2 separate regions of the Homo sapiens genome follow, and region 2 is linked to region 1. Evidence: chromatin loops called from intact Hi-C (ENCODE). Cell type or tissue: HCT116. All regions are shown on one strand. Links, peaks and the distances in the headings refer to the core of each region. The heading gives the core; the rest is flanking DNA.

Evidence for each region. A loop is a pair of places that touch in the nucleus more often than their neighbours do. Peaks named below come from ENCODE experiments on the same cell type or tissue, not always from the same donor. Only the 100,000 strongest peaks of a DNase experiment are listed, where the experiment ranks them.
Region 2: a loop joins it to region 1, with 5 times the contacts of the local background. A loop is called at or near these places in 24 of 110 quality-filtered maps.

The regions. Positions count from the first base shown.
Region 1 is chr1:233,299,669-233,309,176 of GRCh38, forward strand. It overlaps a transcript of PCNX2 not described here. Among named protein-coding and RNA genes, the nearest start is that of PCNX2, 8.7 kb to the left of the region's middle. In HCT116, for the core only: a CTCF peak has its summit at 5,025 (motif pointing right); a DNase peak (open chromatin) is centred at 5,019.
Region 2 is chr1:233,783,025-233,792,460 of GRCh38, forward strand. No RefSeq gene overlaps it. Among named protein-coding and RNA genes, the nearest start is that of SLC35F3, 120 kb to the right of the region's middle. In HCT116, for the core only: a CTCF peak has its summit at 8,244 (motif pointing left); a DNase peak (open chromatin) is centred at 8,247.

The sequences.
Region 1 (9,508 bases), core at 1,021-9,020:
AAGGGAATGGGTTTGAGTCGGGAATATGCAGAAGGGAGGAGCAAACATGAATACTCTGGTTTCTTCTCTTTTCCAGTCAGTTACCTGTCTCTTCCATTGGCTAAACCCGCCTGGAAGTTATAGTACAGGGAAGCCTGGAAAATGTAGTTACCTATAATACAGATCACAGCATGTGAAAGGGAGGCCAGAGTGCTCTATATAAAATAAAAATCCAACCTGATTATTCCTTCTTAGATTCTTTCCATCACATTCAGAAAACAACAACAACAACAGTCCAAGTGCCCTCTACAGCCCTGCCCTCACCTAATCCCTTTAAACTCATCTCTGAACTCATCTCTGAAAACCCAAAGTGCTTGTACTTCTTTGCATACTGCATGTTTCTTCATGAGTCTACACCTTGGCTGATGCTATTCCCTCAGCATGTCAACATATCTACACACATGCACATAATCTGGTGGGATTTGGAGTGGGATTGTATTGACTTTACCAATAAATTTTGAGAGAACTGACATCTTTTCAATATTGAGCCTTTCCATAATGAACAAGATACATCCTTCCTTTATTAAGATTGCTCAATAACGTTTCATAGTGTTCTATGTAGAATTTTTGCACATCATTTTCTGGCACCCAGTGTTAGCCATGATTGAATTAGCTAGGGATGAGAGAAACAATGTAAAAGTTGAAATATTATGCAATTGAGAATAATTGGGATGGAAATGTTGAAATGATATGGGAACTAGAACAGTACTGCTTCGTGTTCAGAGACATATCCAGGCTTCCCTTGATAGGAGTTGCTTGCTAAGCAAAGTGTGTTTACTCTAGCAGCCCCTAGGGTGGGCATTCTGCCTGGGGAGAGAAGGGCAATGACTCAGCTGTGTTCAAGACACCACAACATAAACAGTGGGGTTGGAGTAGAGTAAGGTAGCTTTGCAGAGCAGTACAATCCCCTAATGTGCTTGATTTCCCAAGGTCTCCTTCAGTACATCCCCCTGTCAATTACAACTCCAAGTAAACACAGATCTCCTTATGATCGTACTAGCAGAGGATTGAGATATGGCTATGCCAAAGAGCAGACCCTCATGAGCATGTGAAGCAGTCTAGAGCCCTGGACAAGGAGTAGCTGACTAAAGTATCCACCCCAGCCTCTGTCTTGGTGTGCCCTGCCCACTGAGACTAGTGAAGAGGTGATCTTGCACCATGTAGCTCAAGAGAAAGCCCTCATCTGCCAGTTTGCTTTTAGTCCATGGGCCCCCATGAACAGCTGGACTGCAAGCCATTCTTGCTCACTAACTTTATTGTGGATGAAAGGCTCTTTTGTAACCCCCTAGAGGGCTCTGAGTATAAGCAAGTAGGAGAAGTCATACCTGCTAGAGAAGTGAAAGAGAGATTTATAAAATGTCTCACAGAGGTAATACTAGCTGCTAATCCTCATATATGTAGACTCTTATTTATAAACATTATACAAGCAACATATCAAAAATTGAAAAATGTTGAAATAACTAAAAGTTCAAAGCTAAGTACTCTAAAAGAATGGCTCCCACTAAAATAGAAAACATAAAGAAAACAAGAAAGGTCCTTTAAAATTATAATTGATATTCTTCAAGAGATTTGAGGGAAGAATTCATTGAGTAAAATAGCAGGCCAGTATTACAGAGAAGCAATTGGAAAGTAAAAGAGAATGTTGACCATTAACAGAGCTTGTGACTATCATATGCAAATGCTTTCTGAAAATAAAGGGAAAATGCTTGCCAACTCACTATATAAGGCAAGTATTTCCCTGATACCAAAGCAGATAAAGACATGACAGGAAACGAAAACTTGACCATGTATTATCCTGCCTTAACAAAAGCAAAAATCCTTAAAAACATATTAGCAATCTGAGTCCAGCAACATATAAAAAGGATTACATACTATGACCAAGTAGAATTCATCCCAGGAATTCAAGGTTGGCTTAACATCCAAAAATCAATTATATATTTGAGGGTAGCCCTAATCTGTGTGATGGAGGGCACCACAGATAGCTGCTACACTCTTGTACACCCTTTCTCAGAGATACTGGAAAATATGCTTCATTAAAAGGAAAGAATATACTAAGAAAGATAAAGTCACAGGACCAAGGGAACAAGCTTTTTTTTTTTTTTTTTCCAGAGTCTTGCTCTGCCGCCCAAGCCAGAATGCAGTGGTGCAATCTCAGCTCACTGCAATCTCTGTCTCCTGGGTTCAAGTGATTCTCATGCCTCAGCCTCCTGAGTAGCTGGGATTACAGGCATGCACCACCACCCCCGGCTAATTTTTATATATTTTTTTCTGGTAGAGATGAGGTTTCCATGTTGGCCAGGCTGGTCTCAAACTCCTGACCTCGGGTAATGCCCCCGCCTTGGCCTCCCAAAGTGTTGGGATTATAGTGAACCACTGCGCCCAGCCAAGAACAAGCAATTGAAAAGAGAGAAAGAAAATTAAAAAACAATCTCCAGGACAACAGTTCACAAAACAGCAGGCCTAGAGAATAACCAAATCAGATGAAGCATTGAGATAAATTTTGAATGTAATATCTTTAATAATTTTAGATCTAATTGATTTTTTTACTTCTTTTATCTTTTTGGTAAATATATTTTTTTCTAGGAATTTGTTCATTTGACTTTATTGGTATAAAGTTTGTCATACTATCCTCTTGTGATTTAATAAAAATGTCTATGCATTTTTATGCACAGTGGTCTGTGCCTTTTCATTCTTAAAATCAGTTATTTGTGCCATCTCATTCTTTCATGATTATTCATTAGGAATTTCTCATTTTATTTAGTCTTCTCAAAGAAAAAATTTCAGCTTTTTCATCTTCTTTATCAAATGATTTTTTTTAATTTTGTCAATTTATGTTCTTTATGTTTCTCTTGTACTGTGTCTCAGCCTTATTTGTTTTACTTTTTCTATCTTCTTGAGATGTATGCTTCACCTGCATTTTTTTGCTTCTCCTTCCATCATATATATATATATACAGTTAAATCTATACATTTTCCTCTAAGTATGACATTAGTTGCATTCTCAAAATTTCAATATATTTTACTACATTCAATTCAGAATATTTTCTAATTTCCATTAGGATTCCTTTGACCTATAGATTATTTCGAAGTATATTGCTTCTAAGTATGTATAGACATATATGAGCACTTCCTAATAATCTATATCCTCATTTAATTCCAGAGAACATACTCTTAATAACTGTCAGACTTGATTTATGGCAAAGAATATGATTAGTTTTGTAAATGTGTGTGTCAGCTTAAAAAGAATGATTTTTCTGCACTCTAAAAGTGCAGTATTCTGTAAATGTCCCCTAGTTAAATCTGCTAATCATTTGCTCAAATATTTTTCATCCTTACAGACTTTTTGTCTGCCTTTCTATCAGTTAATGACAGAGGTGTCATTCTTTTTAAGATTTGTCAAATACAAATGCACACACACACACACACAATGGACCATATTCTTTAACATAAATCAAGCCTCAATAAATTTCAAATAATTAAAATTATTTAGAGTTCAGAGGACTTTCTACAGAACTAAGTGAGAAATCAAAGATCATTATAAAATCATATATAGTCCCAGCACTTTGGGAGGCCGAGGCAGGCAGATTGTTTGAGCTCAGGAGTTTGAGACTAGCCTGGGCAACATGGAGAAATCCTGTCTTTACAAAAAAATACAAAAATTTGCTGGGTGTGGTGGTGTGTGCCTGTAGTCCCAGCTGCCTGGTGGGCTGAGGAAGGAAGATCCTTTGAGCAGGAGAGGTTAAGGCTTCAGTGAGCCATGTTCACACCACTGTACTCCAGCTTGGGCGAAAAAGTGGGACCCTGTCTCAAAAAATCATATATGTACATATATATCTATAAAGCCATTTATACATATTATATACACACTATGTTAAATTAAGTTTTTATATCTTTCTGAAGAAATGAACCTTTTATAATCATGCAGAATATCTCCAGGAATTTTTTTTTATTATACTTTAAGTTTTAGGGTACGTGTGCACAACGTGCAGGTTAGTTACATATGTATACGTGTGCCATGTTGGTGTGCTGCACTCCAGGAATTTTTAAAATTTAAATTCTATTCTATCTGATATTAATGCAGTCACCTCAGGGTTCTTCTGGTTAGTGTTTATATGGTTATATATTTTTGTATCATTTTACTTTTAACTTTTCTGTGTCTTTATGTTCTGTCTTCATGTTTGTTTCTTATAAGCAGCATATAGTTGGGATACAGTTTTTATTTGATCTGATAATCTTTGACTTTAATTAGAATATTTAGTCTGTTACATTTAATGCAGTTGTAATAGTACTGGATTTAATCATATCACGATTTTGAGTTTGTCTTTTTTCCACTTTGCTTTCTCTTGGCTTCTTTGGAATGATCTATTTTTTATTATTCAATTTTACTAGCTTAAAAGTCATAAACTCTTAAAACTTTTTTAAAGGGGTCAGAAATATAAAGTGATGCATTTCCAATAGAGGTGGAATTATACAGTGGACAGGATGGTGTCAGCACATGGGGGACACATATGAAGAAGTGGCACAGAGGAGCATGAGCATGGGGTAGTATTATTTTGTGTAGCAGTTAGAGGTAAAGCAAAGATTATTTATAATGATATGAGGATCTCACAGAACACAACTGAAAGAATGTGGAGGGGGCAGAGAAAAGGTAGGCTAATCCTCATTCAGTTAGCACAAAGAAGGGAAATACAGACGACAAAAAGACTATGTTAATGAGGAAATGCCTAATAGGTAGAATACTAAACCTTTACTCCAAGATAATTTGATATTTTCCCAAATGTGTTTACCCAAGAGTAAGCATAAAAAATAAATTACATCTTTTGGCTCTTTTAAGCACATATTATAATTCAGACAGTGAAATGTGAAATAGAAAATGCCAGTTATTATGAGATGAATAAAGGGAGGGAAAGGAAGGAAGGATGGGCAGAGGAGAAAGGGAGAAAAAGAAAAAGCAGAGTGGCTTTTACTCATTTGTAGCACTAGGTGGCACCAGAACACTGCTTAGAATGTAGTAAAATAAAATACGTTATTGGTATTGCAAAGCAAGGAAGGATTTTAACAGGGCAAATTCAATATTGCAGAAAGCTTGTTCCCCCAAATGACAGGTCTGCTTTTCACCTAATTACATTTTGTGAAGATCACCTTCATATCTTGTATGGTCAGTGTATATTGTATGTGTGTTTTGCATGTGACTATTATCATTTATTTTTAGGTTATTTTTCCTTAATCTTCTACACAAATTAGTGTTCCTGAATAACAGAATAGAAATAATGGAATATAAGGAATATTATGAGTTATAATTGAAGAACTTCTTCAGAAACAAAAGAGGACTTTAACTTACCTAAACATTCAATGGATATATCATTCCCCATCCCCAAAATGACAAAAACAATGATAATAATAACATGAAGAAAGGTTCTAGGGCAACTGACTTCTGTGTAGTAGAACAAGTTTCTTTATGGTATAAAAATATTTTGTATATAGCTCCTTTATTCTCATATTTGTTTTAAAAGACAAATCGTAAAGCAAGAATTACAAAACTATGTTGAAGGACTTATAATGTATAAAGATACAATTTGTATAAAAAAAAGCACAAAGGAAATGAGATAAAATGGAGTTATATTGTTAGTTTTTATATAATATTGAAATGAAGCTAATATTAATCTGAATTAGATTGTTTTAAGATGCTAATTGTAATCTCTAGGGCAATCACTAAAATATTAAATTTCATTTTATTTTTCTTTTATTTATTCTTTTGTGACAGGGTCTCACTCCATCACCCAGGCTGGAGTGAAGTGGTGCAATTATGGCTCGTGCAGCCTCAACCTCCCAGGCTATAGTGATCCTCCCCCACTCAACCTCCCAAATAGCTGAGACTACAGGCGTGTGCTCCCACGCCCAGCTAATTTTTATAATTTTTATATTTTTTGTAGAGACAAGATCTCACTAGGTTGCCCAGACTGGTTTCAATCCCCTGGGCTCAAACCATCCACCAATCTTGGCCTCACAAAGTACTGGGATTACAGGCATGAGCCATTATGCCCAGCCTAGAAACTAAATTTTAAAATACAGTAAAGGAAACACAAGAATGAACTAGAAAATATCCACTTAACAATAGAGGAGGCAGTAATGGAGGAAGAGAAAAACAAAAACACACATGACATATAAAAACAAGTATCCAAATGGCAGATGTAAGTTCACCTTATCAGCAATTACACTAAATGAAAATGGGTTAAACACTAAAATCAAAAGGCAAAGTTTGCCAGGATGAATTTAAAAACATGATCAAATGCTAGAAAAGACACACTTTAGATTCAAGGATATAAACAGGTGGAAAGTAAAAGGGTAGAAGAAGCAAACCAAGAGAGTTAGAGTGTTTTGTGGGCAGCTATTATTATTTATTTGTACTAATATCAGACAAAATAGACTTTGATACAACAGTTTTTACTAAGAAAAAGAAAAGCGTTTTATAATGATTAAAGGGTCAGTTCATTAAGAAGATAAAATAGTTATAAACCTATATGCACCCAACAACAGAACCTCAAAACGTAAATAACAAAAGCTGACAGAATTAAAGGGATAAGTTAATAATTCAACAACAATAGTTAGAGACTTTAATATCCTGACTTTCAATAATGGATCAAACAACTAGGCAGAAGATTAACAAGGAAAGAGAAGTCTTGGGCAACAACATGTAGATATCCAGTACTGGTAGCATGAAGCCCCATCTAAAATTTGGTTTGGATGTCAACACTAGTGACATCACACAAACAACACAAGGTTCTGAAAAAGCTTATTACTTAATCAATCTATCTGGGGAAAGCAGGGCACATCTTTAAGCAAGTCTGAAAAGGCTCGAAAGAGGACAAATATTTTTATTGGATTGGGAAATATACATGTTAAATGGCTGAATTGTATGGCATGTGAATTATACATCAATAAAGCTGTATTCAAAAAAACAAATAAACCAAAATATGTGCTTGAAGGTATCTGACCACCTTCACATGATTGTGAAGAATTATTCATTTTAGATTTTGAGATTTGATTTTCCCTTGGTGTGTTTATCAATTCTGAAGGGGCAATTTATTCTGAGAATGTTGTGATTAGGAAGGACACTCAGAGGGCTTCTGAATGAAAACATTCTGTATGTTTACCTGGCTCATGATTACAAGAGTATTTGTTTTATAAAAATTTATTAAGCTGTGTATATATGTTTCATGCATTTTTCTCTACAAGTACTCTACCTTAAAATAAAATAGTGATTTTTAAAAAGATATATATTATGGTAAAGTTATCAAAATTTGAAGATAAAGAATCTGTTGGGTAATCCAATAAAAAATAGATAAAGAAATAAAGTTACATATAAAAGGAAAGTGTTAGCTTGACCTCAGAATTTTCTTCAGAATTATATAATGTGAGAAGTTGATGAAATTATGGTTACAAAATCCTCTGTGAAAGATCAATGTACATATTTGCTACTTAATATACTTTGGATATTTATTCCTTCCAAATCTCATGTTGAAATCTGATCCCCAACGGTGGAGGTGGGTGTGGTGGGAGGTCTTTAGGTCCTGAAGGCAGATCCCTCATGAATGGCTTGGTGCCATTCTCAGAGAGAGTGAGTTCTCACTCTTAGTTCCTGGGAGAATTGATTGTTGAAAATAACCTGGCACCTCCCTCCTCTCTCTCTTGCTCTCTCACGCCATGTGACACACCAGCTCCCATTTGCTTTCTGTCATGAGTGGAAGCAGCCTGAAGCCCTCCCCAGAAGCTGATGCTAGCTCCATGCCCCTTGTACAGCCAGCAGAACTGTGAGCCAGATAAACCACTTTTCTTTATAAATTACCCAGCCTCAGGTATTCCTTTACAGCAACACAAAAAGACTAAGGCACTGTTATGGTGGATCTAAAAATTTTGTAAGAGACAGTGGTAGCTTCCATTGAATAATCTCTCTGTGTCTGGTACTATTATTAGCATTCCACATCTATTCACTCTTTGAGTCCACAAAACCACTTTTTGAGGAAGGTGCTATAATCATTCCCGTTTTACAAGCAAGAAAACAAGCACAGAGAGGTTAAGTAAATTGTCTGTGTGCTAAGGGATTGTGGCCAGTTTCAAACCTCAGCAGAATGAGTTCAGAGCCCACGCTCCAGAGCTGCATCTGAACCACTGCATTACCTCCAAGCAAAACAGTCACTTAAGCATGAAGGCCACATAACATGTGAGAACTCAGAAGACAACATTCACGTGAGTCTTCTTGGAACAGGTCACCAAAGGATGAACTTCTGTTAACCAAGTTATGAATTGAGAAACTGACAAAAAGCCAGATGTGAGAATTGAGTCCATATAGTATAAAGACTAAAACAAAGTTATGGCTTATGATTATAGAACAAAACACAAATGATACCAAATCCATACATGAAGAAATGATATAACTAACTAAAGTTATCAAAAGACATAGGAGAAGAAGCTGGGCGTAGTGGCTCACGCCTGTAATCCCAGCACTTTGGGAGGCCGAGACGGGCAGATCATTTGAGGTCAGGAGTTTGAAACCAGCCTGGCCAACATGACAAAATCCCGTCTCTTCTAAAAATACAAAAAAATTAGCCAGGCATGGTGGTGGATGCCTGCAATCCCAGCTACTTGGAAGGCTGAGTCAGGAGAATTGCTTGAATCCAGGAGGCGGAGGTTGCAGTGAGCCGAGATCGTGCCACTGCACTCCAGCCTGGGCGACAGAGCAAGACTCTGTTTAAAAAAACAAAAAAAAGAAAGAAAAAGAAAAAGAAAAAGAAATAGGAGAAGAGAAAAGGTAAGAAGCCCCAAAATATTTAATTCTGACACACCAAATAATAGATGTATAAAGATATTTAGTGGTATAAGAGTAAATCTTAAGAAACATAAACTTATCAGATAAAGCTGGGTGGTAGAGAAGAAAAAGAAGTGAAACTAAACTATTTTTAATCCTGTTTATAGTAAGAAATCAATAGAGAACATCTAAAAAGATTAAATTAACATGTTAAATTTAAAAAGATAACTCTAAAGCCAAAAACTATAATCCTTCCAAATTTTCAGAAGCTGCATAAAACAAAATAATAAAAAAACACAAACTACATAGTGAAAGATATTTTTTAAAGTAAAAGAAACAAATGAAGCACAAAATGTGATATAAAATGACACAAAATATGTTGGTAATATCTATAAGTGTAAATGGCTTTAACTTACTTATTAAAGGACAAAAAGAATACAAATGAGTCTTAGAGAAAATCCAAGCATTGGTTATTTATAGGAGATACACCTATGAAAGAGTGTCTCAGAAAAATTGAAAGTAATAAAAAGAGGCAAAAGTTCCTCAGACAAACAGGAAAAAATGTTGGGTGGGTGTGTGATAAGGGAAGCTCAAAATCTTGTTATTAAATAAAATTAATGAAATAAAATTATTAAATGAGATAATCTTCATAAGGAAAGAAATT
Region 2 (9,436 bases), core at 892-8,891, 480 kb after region 1:
TATGAACTGTACATAATTGTATGTGCTATATTTTTATACAACTGGCAGTGCAGTGGGTTTCTCTACAGCAGCATCACCACAAACACACGAGCAATGTGATGTTATGACGTTACCATGGCTACGACATCACCAGGCAATAGGTATTTCTCAGCTCCATTATAATCTTTTGGTACCACCGACACATATGCAGTACGTCATTGACCAAATTGTTATGTGGTGCACGGCTGTATTACCTCTGAAAGCCATGTTTGCTTTAAAAAAATTATATCCCAGGGACTGGCAGAGATTAAAATATAAATAATCCAACCCACCTTTCAAAATGTGCTAACCTGTCTCAATAAAATAAATAAATAAATAAATAAATAAATAAATAAATAAATAAATAAAGGCTTGGATCATTCAACACATTTAAGGGTCACAGAGAGCTGTTCACAGTGGGCTGAAAAGCATACACTCAGTGAATTAACTGCGCCTGTGCCTTCTGCGAACCGTGCTCATGAGCTTCTTCCTTGGCCTAGTTTCTCAAAATTTAGACAAAACAAAGTAGATGGCAATGTGGCAGAATTCTATCTGTTTGGTAGGTCCTCAATTAACACTGACCACCCAGGTTCTGGTGGTTATTTTTAAACCCCTGTTGATGAGATTCTCCATGTTTAAAAGGATAAAAATTGTTTGTGTTTCTGGTGGCTGAAACACAAGAATCGCTTGAACCCGGGAGACGAAAGTTGCGGTGAGCTGAGATCGCACCATTGCACTCCAGTCTGGGCGACAAAGCGAGACTCTGTCTCACACACACAAAAAGAAATATCCACGAGGCGCTGTCCTTCCTGCAAAAAGTGGCAAGCAAGTGGGAGAGAGATGCACTCACACAAGCCTGAGATGAGCAGAATGTGATAGGTGCTGTAATGAGCTACCAAGGGCACAGGAAACGAAGATATTCATTACAAATTGGTGACAGGGTGTGGAAAATTGAGTAAGAATTCCTACAGGAGCTGACATCTGAGTTGAATCTTACAGATGAGGTGAAATTTCATCAGGAAGTGATGGGAGAGAGGAGGATGTGCTACAAAAGTAAAAGTGCAGACAGAACAAATGTGGGGACACAGGCGTCTGCTGGGTTTGGGGAACGCCACATCTTCTGTTACAGTTAGAGAAGAGAGGGAATGGAGTTCGGTGAGAAGCAAAGCAGCTAAATAGAGGTTAGGGAAGACCACGCAGAGACAGAAATGCGTGACAGTTTTGTGGGCAGTTTTACTTCTGTGGCAGTTACACAATTGGAAAGTCACCCAGTGAGGTGTGCATAGGTTCACATTATAAAGTGGCAAGGCCAGGAGAGATGCTCCTAGAGATACTAAGATCGGGGCAACATTGTGAGAGCATTGGTATGTCAGGGCCATGATTATCCTATGAAGAGAGCTTGGGTACACCTGCTAGCTTGGTATTTATACTTACCATGTGATCAGTGGGTAAAATATCACAGAGGCAGGTGTGTAAGTGAATGTTATGCGTGGATAAGAGGTGCGGTCCATGTTCATAGATGAGCCAATGATAAAACAAAACTCCAGCTTGTGACTATAATATTCTACCTCCACCTGTATCACTTACCTTGCATTTTCCCACTCTCATTTTAATGTCCCCTTGATTGAAGATTGTAACTGCAAAACTCTGTTGCTACCTGGGTCATCTAGCCTTCTGTCACAGCGTTTCTCAGCCATTTTTTTCACTTTTGCATTGCTAAAGAGAAAAATTAATTAGGCTTAATTTAATTTAAATATTTATTAAGTTAGCAAATTTAAATTAAATTTAAATGTTTACTGAATAAATTAATTTAGATTTAAATTAGGCTACCTGTCTTTATAATGAAAGAAGCTTAATACTAAGGAATAAGACTTTGTTCATAGGGTTGAGCTTCCAAGAGCCACAAACCATTATAATATGCTAAGATTTTTTTATATGCTCCCACCAACCATGAACTGGTTTTCACCCTGCTGGTAGTGATATCACCCCCATTGAAAGTGCATGTTCTATGCCCATGTGTGTTTATGGTAGACTATTTACAATAGAAAAGGCTTGGAACCAACCCAAATGCCCATCAATGATAGACTGGATAAAGAAAATGTGGCACATATACACCATGGAATATTATGCAGCCATAAAAAGAAGAGTTCATGTCCTTTGCAGGGACATGGATGAAGCTGGAAGCCATCATTCTCAGCAAGCTGACACAGGAACAGAAAACCAAATACCGCATGTTCTCACGCATAGGTGGGAGGTGAACAATACGAACACATGGACACAGGGAGGGGAACATCACACACTGGGCTTTTTAGGGGGTGGGAGGCAAGGGGAGGGAGAGCATTGGGAGAGATACCTAATGCATGCAGGGTCTAAAACCTAGATGACGGGTTGATAGGTGCAGCAAACCACCATGGCACACGTATACCTATGTAACACACCTGCACGTTCTGCACACGTATCCCAGAACTTAAAGTAACATAAAAAAGTGCATATTCTGTTCTAATGGGTATATGCATGTATATATAAATACACACATATTTTATCATAAACCATTCTAAATTTTTCCACATACAACTTCAGTATAAATTATAAATACCATTTACGACATAGATGCAATAAACTTTTGTGAAGCAGAGGTTGAATTTTATATACTACACTTAGCCAATGGGCTCATTTACAAGGGAAACATCAGTCTGTGAATGATTCATTACTCAAGGGGAATGTGAGCCTTTATTTTTTAATTGCTACTATACTATGCAAAATGTTCTAGGACTTTCCAAAGAACATAAAAATAAAATTTTAAAATGGCATTGCCATTTTACAGGGAAGTCTGGAATGATGTGTACAAGTAATATGGCAATTTGAACCGCTGACCCAAAGCACCAGCCTGGAGTTCAGTAAAGTCAAAGGCAAGGAAGATGAGAACGCATTACTCAATGAGACATTCCACTTAATTGTAAATGAAATTTGAGTTAGAATTGTTTAATGCCAAGCAAAAACAAAGGGCGCTTCTCTGTCATGAGAAATCCAACACAATTTAGTCCCAGAGTTCCTAAACATGAGGGCTGGGTGACTTTCAGCTGAACAAACTCGATGGCAAGACTTTTTCTTCTTTGCAAACTACAGGAAACATGCTTCACTTTTTTTTTTTTTTTTTTTTTTTTTTTTTTTACAAATCAGAAAAAGAGTGCATAGCTTCTGTAGTTTAGTGAAAAAGGAAAATTATATAGAAGACATTTAAAAGTAATTCTGAAATGGCCCCCCTTTTTTTTTTTTTGAGACAGAGTCTCACTCTGTTGCCAGGCTGGAGTGCAGTGGCATGATCTTGACTCACTGCACCGCCTCCCGGGTTCAAGTGATTCTTCTGCCTCAGCCTCCTGAGTAGCTGGGACTACAAACGTGCGCCACCACGCCCAGCTAACTTTTGTATTTTTAGTAGAGACGGGGTTTCACCATGTTGGCCAGGATGGTCTTCGTCTCTTGACCTCATGATCTGCCCACCTCGGCCTTCCAAAGTACTGAGATTATAGGAGTGAGCCACTGCACCCGGCCCTGAAATGGCCTCTTATACCCAACTGCTACTAGGCTCGCCCTGGATTTACTTCCCTGTTGTTTTTTGACTTATATTTCAATATATAATTTAAAAAAATAAAACTGGGATAATACTAGACAAAGCTTTAAACCTTTGAACAATCATGTAGTTAACATTTCTTCATGAATTTAAATAATTTTAAATCAAGATTTTCAGTGGCTACATCATAATTTATCACCTACAGGTGTAATATTTCATGTAACTATAAGCCATCCTATTGCATATTGACTTTGATTCTAGCTTTTACTAGAATATATAATGCTACAATAAATATCCTTGAGAATAAATATTTGTTTGCATCTCTGGTTATTTTCTTAGAATAAATTCCTTGAAATGGAATTACTAGGTGAAAAGATATCAATAAACTTTTTAAAATGTCTTTGATATGGAATAGAAATCACACTTTATTCTTTCAAAGTTTTTAGCTAAGTCTCCCCGCTCTTCTTCCCTATTCCCTTATGTACACACACACACACACACACACACACACACACACACATTTTAGTTCAGCCCTTTTTTCTTTTCATTTGTCTCCTTTCCCCTTCAACACCTTCATCCTACCACATCCACGTATGTGTGAACCCCATTCTTCCCACCCAGATCACCTATGTTGACAACAGAGTTTGAATCCTTCAATACTTTAGTGTAATGAGAACACTTGGACATAGGGTGGGGAACACCACACACCAAGGCCTGTTGTGGGGTAGGGGGAGCGGGGAGGGATAGCATTAGAAGACATACCTAATGTAAGTGACGAGTTAATGGGTGCAGCACACCAACATGGCGCATGTATACATATGTAACAAACCTGCACGTTGTACACATGTACCCTAGAACTTAAAAGCATAATAAAAAAATTTTTAGTGTAAATATTTTATATATTCCAAATTTTCCTTCAAAAATTTAAAACCAATTCACTATCTTACCAATAATGTATTAAGATGACCATTTCAGGCCAGGCACAGTGGCTAATGCCTGTAATCCCAGCACTTTGGGATGCTGAGGCAGGAGGATGGCTTGAGCCTAGGAGTTTGAGACTAGCCTGGGCAACATAGTGAGACTCCATTTCTACAAAAAATAAAAATAAAAACTTAGCTGAACATACTGGCACGTGCCTGCAGTCCCAGCTACTTGGGAGGCTGAGGTGGGAGAACCACATGAGCCCAGGAGGTTGAGGCTGCAGTGAACCGTGATCATGCAACTGCACTCCAGCCTGGGCAACAGAGCAAGACCCTCTCACACACACACACAAAAGATGACCATTTCACTGGGTATTATATTTCAATTGGAGCTTCTTTTATTACTAGTGAGCTAGTCAGTTCAAACATTTTTTAGGTCATTCGTTACTTATATAACTCTTTTTGTTTTTTAAACAAATGTTCTATTCTTGCTTTGTTGCCTGCTTTCTTTTTTGTATTGGGAGACATTTATTTTTCTTATTAATTTACAAAAGTATCAAATAGGGTGCAAATGTTGTTTCTCAGTTTTTTTTGCATACATTTAAAGTTTGACTACTTTTTTTTTGAGATGGAGTTTTGCTCTTGTTGCCCATGCTGGAGTGCAATGGCACGATCTCAGCTAATTGCAACCTCTGCCTCCTGGGTTGAGGCGATTCTCCTGCCTCAGCCTCCCTAGTAGCTGGGATTGTAGGCACCTGCCACCATGCCCAGATAATTTTTGTATTTTTAGTAGAGATGGGGTTTCACCATGTTGGCCAGGCTGGTCTCGAACTCCTGACCTTACGTGATCTGTTCACCTCAGCCTCCCAAAGTGCTGGGATTACAGGTGTGAGCCACTGTGCCCAGTGACTACTTTTTTAACATAGAAAATTTACTTAACTTTTCATTAACTTTATTGATCTTTATGTTCATGCTTCCTTTATTGTAAGATTACACAAATGTGTATATTTATGCTTTCTTATAGTTTCATTATTTAATGGTTAAATATTGGCCCATCTAGAAATTCAATTTTTTAAACTGTATGAGGTAGGGGTATAGTTTTATATTATACAAATGTATATACTTTCCCTAAGAGTTAAGCAGTTGCCCTGGGTTCAAATATTGATTAGTTTTCTTTTCCCAACTCTTCTCTTTCAACTTTGAAGATTTATTTCATTATGTTATCTTTGAATTGGCTATTAGTACTCATAATTGAGTAATTTAAGTCATATGTAATATTATACTTCCCCATACAAGATTCAAGTTCTAGAGAATGATTTAGACTAAGATGTGGAGGTCTTCTTTGTTTAGACAGAATGACTCATATAACTTTTCTCCAATTAAATACCAATAAAGCCAGAGTCTGTCAAACCAGTGGTTGATTCATTTCAATTTTTGAAAGTTACTCCAAGAAATAGCTTATGAAAGACTGTAGGAATGCCTCTTTATTACACACTTCTGCTAAGTTGTTGTCCTTTTTTGACACATCTTTAAGTATCTAGCAATAATACATTAAATCCATGCGATTTTTGTGCGTGTTTCTTAAATCCTCTGCACCTCAGTTTCTTCATTTGTAAAACTGGGATAATAAGAAATAAGAATACTGGCTGGGTACATGGCTCATGCCTATGATCCCAGCACTTTGGGAGGCTGAGGCAGGAGGATTGCTTGAGCACAGGAGTTCCAGAACAGCCTGGGCAACACAGCAAGACCCTGTGTCAACAAAAATTACAAAAATTAGCTGGGTGTGGTGGTGTGTGCCTGTGATCTCTGCTGCTCAGGAGGCTGAGGTGGGAGGATCACTTGAGCCTGGGAGGTTGAGGTTGCAGTGAGCCGTGATGGGATTGTGCCACTGCACTGCAGCCTGGGAAACACAGAGAGACCCTGTCTCAAAAAAAGGAAGGAAGGAAGGAAGGAGAAAGAAAACTGACCTTCTCTGTTTGTGAGTCTAACACTCACAAACACATATTTGTTTGTGAAACATAGAAAAGTAAATTTTCTATGTTAAAAAAGTAGTCACTGGGCACAGTGGCTCACACCTGTAATCCCAGCACTTTGGGAGGCTGAGGTGAACAGATCACGTAAGGTCAGGAGTTCGAGACCAGCCTGGCCAACATGGTGAAACCCCATCTCTACTAAAAATACAAAAATTATCTGGGCATGGTGGCAGGTGCCTACAATCCCAGCTACTAGGGAGGCTGAGGCAGGAGAATCGCCTCAACCCAGGAGGCAGAGGTTGCAATTAGCCGAGATCGTGCCATTGCACTCCAGCATGGGCAACAAGAGCAAAACTCCATCTCAATTTTGTGAGGTTTGTGAGGCTTTAATATGCATAAAGCCTCCAGTACTGAGTCTGTGGTTTGCTATTACTATTATGAATGCTATCCAATGTCAAACTTACCTAGAAGTTCATTCTGCTACTGAAGACCTCTGTAATCTTTTGCTCAACTCTCTGTCCCCATTATCCTAAGTTACCTGTGATTTCCTCAAGGTACTTTTTCCCTCACATCTCAGCACTATGGATACACTGCTCCCTTTGCCGAGAATTCCCCACCCCACCTCTTCCGACCACCCCCATCTCCCCTGATCCCCACCTTGCAGTCAGCCTTCAGGACTCAGCTCAGGCCTTAGCTTCCCCCAAGAGTCACAGTGCCTCCTACCCCAGCAAAAGTTATGTATCTCTCTTTCATGATTCCTCAGCAGTCTGTACTTTCTTCTATCAGGACATTCATTCATTTGTTCACTCATTCATTCATTTAACAAACACTTACTGAGTGGCTCCCACATACCAGACACTGAATTATCTGTCTGCCTGCCCCTGAAGAGCGTCTTATCCAACTGGCATATAGTCTGCACTTTGTAAGTGATGGCTAAACGAAAAAATGCCTTCCCAAAGAGGTACTGCCCCTAAAATGGACTTTCTGGGCTCCTTTTTTAAACCATCAAGATCCTTTTAGGGAATTCTAACATACTCTGCAGTCTAATTTGAGTATAAAAAAAGAGGGATCCTCCTTAGTAGAAAATAGACGAGAAAGTGATAACATAACCTGGACATTCTATTTTCTTCCTGGGAGAAAAAAATTACTTATCAATTTCACCAAATTAGTGTAGATGGTATTTCCTAGGAACCTATTGTTTAAAAACAAACAAACAAAAGGCTTCCCTGCTGCTGCTCTCACTGGAAAACTCTTTCCGGTTGTTAGACTTCAGGAGATGTTTCCTGGTTGCTGATCTGACAAGAGACATCAGAAAGAACCGCATCAATCAGAGAGTTTGTGTCCTGCTCTACACACACACATACATTCACACCTCCCTTTCTCTACTACGCTTCTCTCCAAAGGTGCTTGCTGGATTCCACATCAGAATCCATACCCCCACCCCCACCCCAGGAAAGGGTAATTGGACACATTGCCCTTCTTGAGGCCTGTGTGTCTCTGGATGCTCTGCCCTAAAACTCCTTAACCGGATGATACAGCCCTGTATCATCTTGCTGTCAGCTCTTGATGTGCCCTGGAATTTCCAGGAATGAAGGGCACTCCGATGGAGAGTGATGTCCTTCGAGTCCTGTGACCTAGTTCTTTTCCAGTTCACTCAGTATTTTTGCAGAACAGGTGCCAAGATGGATGCATGCTATGTCCTCCCCAGTCAAATTGTGAGCATCTTCGAAGATGCCAAGTGCTGAGAACAGGGTATGTTAGCTAACTTGTGCTCCCTCTAGTGGCACTGCAGGAGCATAACACAGATGTTCAGATAATGCCATAGGGGATGACAGCTATTCCGCATCCTAGTGAGTAAGGATGGACATGCTTTAAATGGCCAGTTATTTAAGATTTCAGAGTCAATGGTAGGAAAACCATACCATGTCATTTAACAGTAAAAACAGTCAAATTTGGAGTTCAACTTTCTTGGATTTTTTTTAAAATTATTTCACTTTTTAAAAATAGAGGTCACAATTTGAACATAATATAAATGGGAATGCAAAATTCTAATTTATGCCCTTGGGTCTGAGTTGGTCATTGATCCAGAATAGAGGATAATATAACATGCTTATGTCACGTGCTTTTGAACTAAGTGCAACAAGGCAGAAGTAAGTGGTAATTTTCAGCATTCAAACAAAGTGAATGCACATCACGTGTGAATGGAGATGTTGAAATGTGTGTTCTGTCCAACCTGGCACTAAAGTTCTGCATAAGGCTTTTGATGTTTTGTGTCTCTCCCTCCACATACCAGATGCTGCAGAATCCACATTGCCTCCAAGGCAGCCCAGCCATGTGTCCTTGATGCTTCACGAACAATCATAAATTAGCAAAGCCAGCAGTGGCTCCCGTGACATAAGGTGGCACACTTTATGGGCTCTGCCCTCCTCGCTTCAGTGTTATTTATTCAGCTCCATATACTGTGCACCGCTTGCTCCTTTTATTACTCAGCAGAGATTTGTAAATACATAAACTCTTCCCCAAGCCATTTTCTGAAACAGATGACTGGCCGAGTGGCATGTCCTTTGTCAGAGTTTGCGCAGTGCTCACACTGCCTTGACAACAGCCACATTTCCTTATGTTCTAAGTCCTTCCTTAAATGTCTTGTGCAGGGGTCAGTCTTTTAAGATACTTTCTAAGGACTCGAGTCATGTAATTGGTCAAATGCATTGGGATATGTGACCAGATAACCAAAATGCATTTCTTAAAATCAAGCAAAACAAACAAACAAAAACAAACAAACAAAAACACTCCAACCAATAATAACAACAACAAAAGCAGTTTTTAGAAATTGGACGTAAGGGCCAGGCGCAGTGGCTCAAACCTGTAATCCCAGCACTTTGGGAGGCCAAGGCGGGTGGATCACAAGGTTAGGAGATCGAAACCATCTGGCCAACATGGTGAAACCCCGT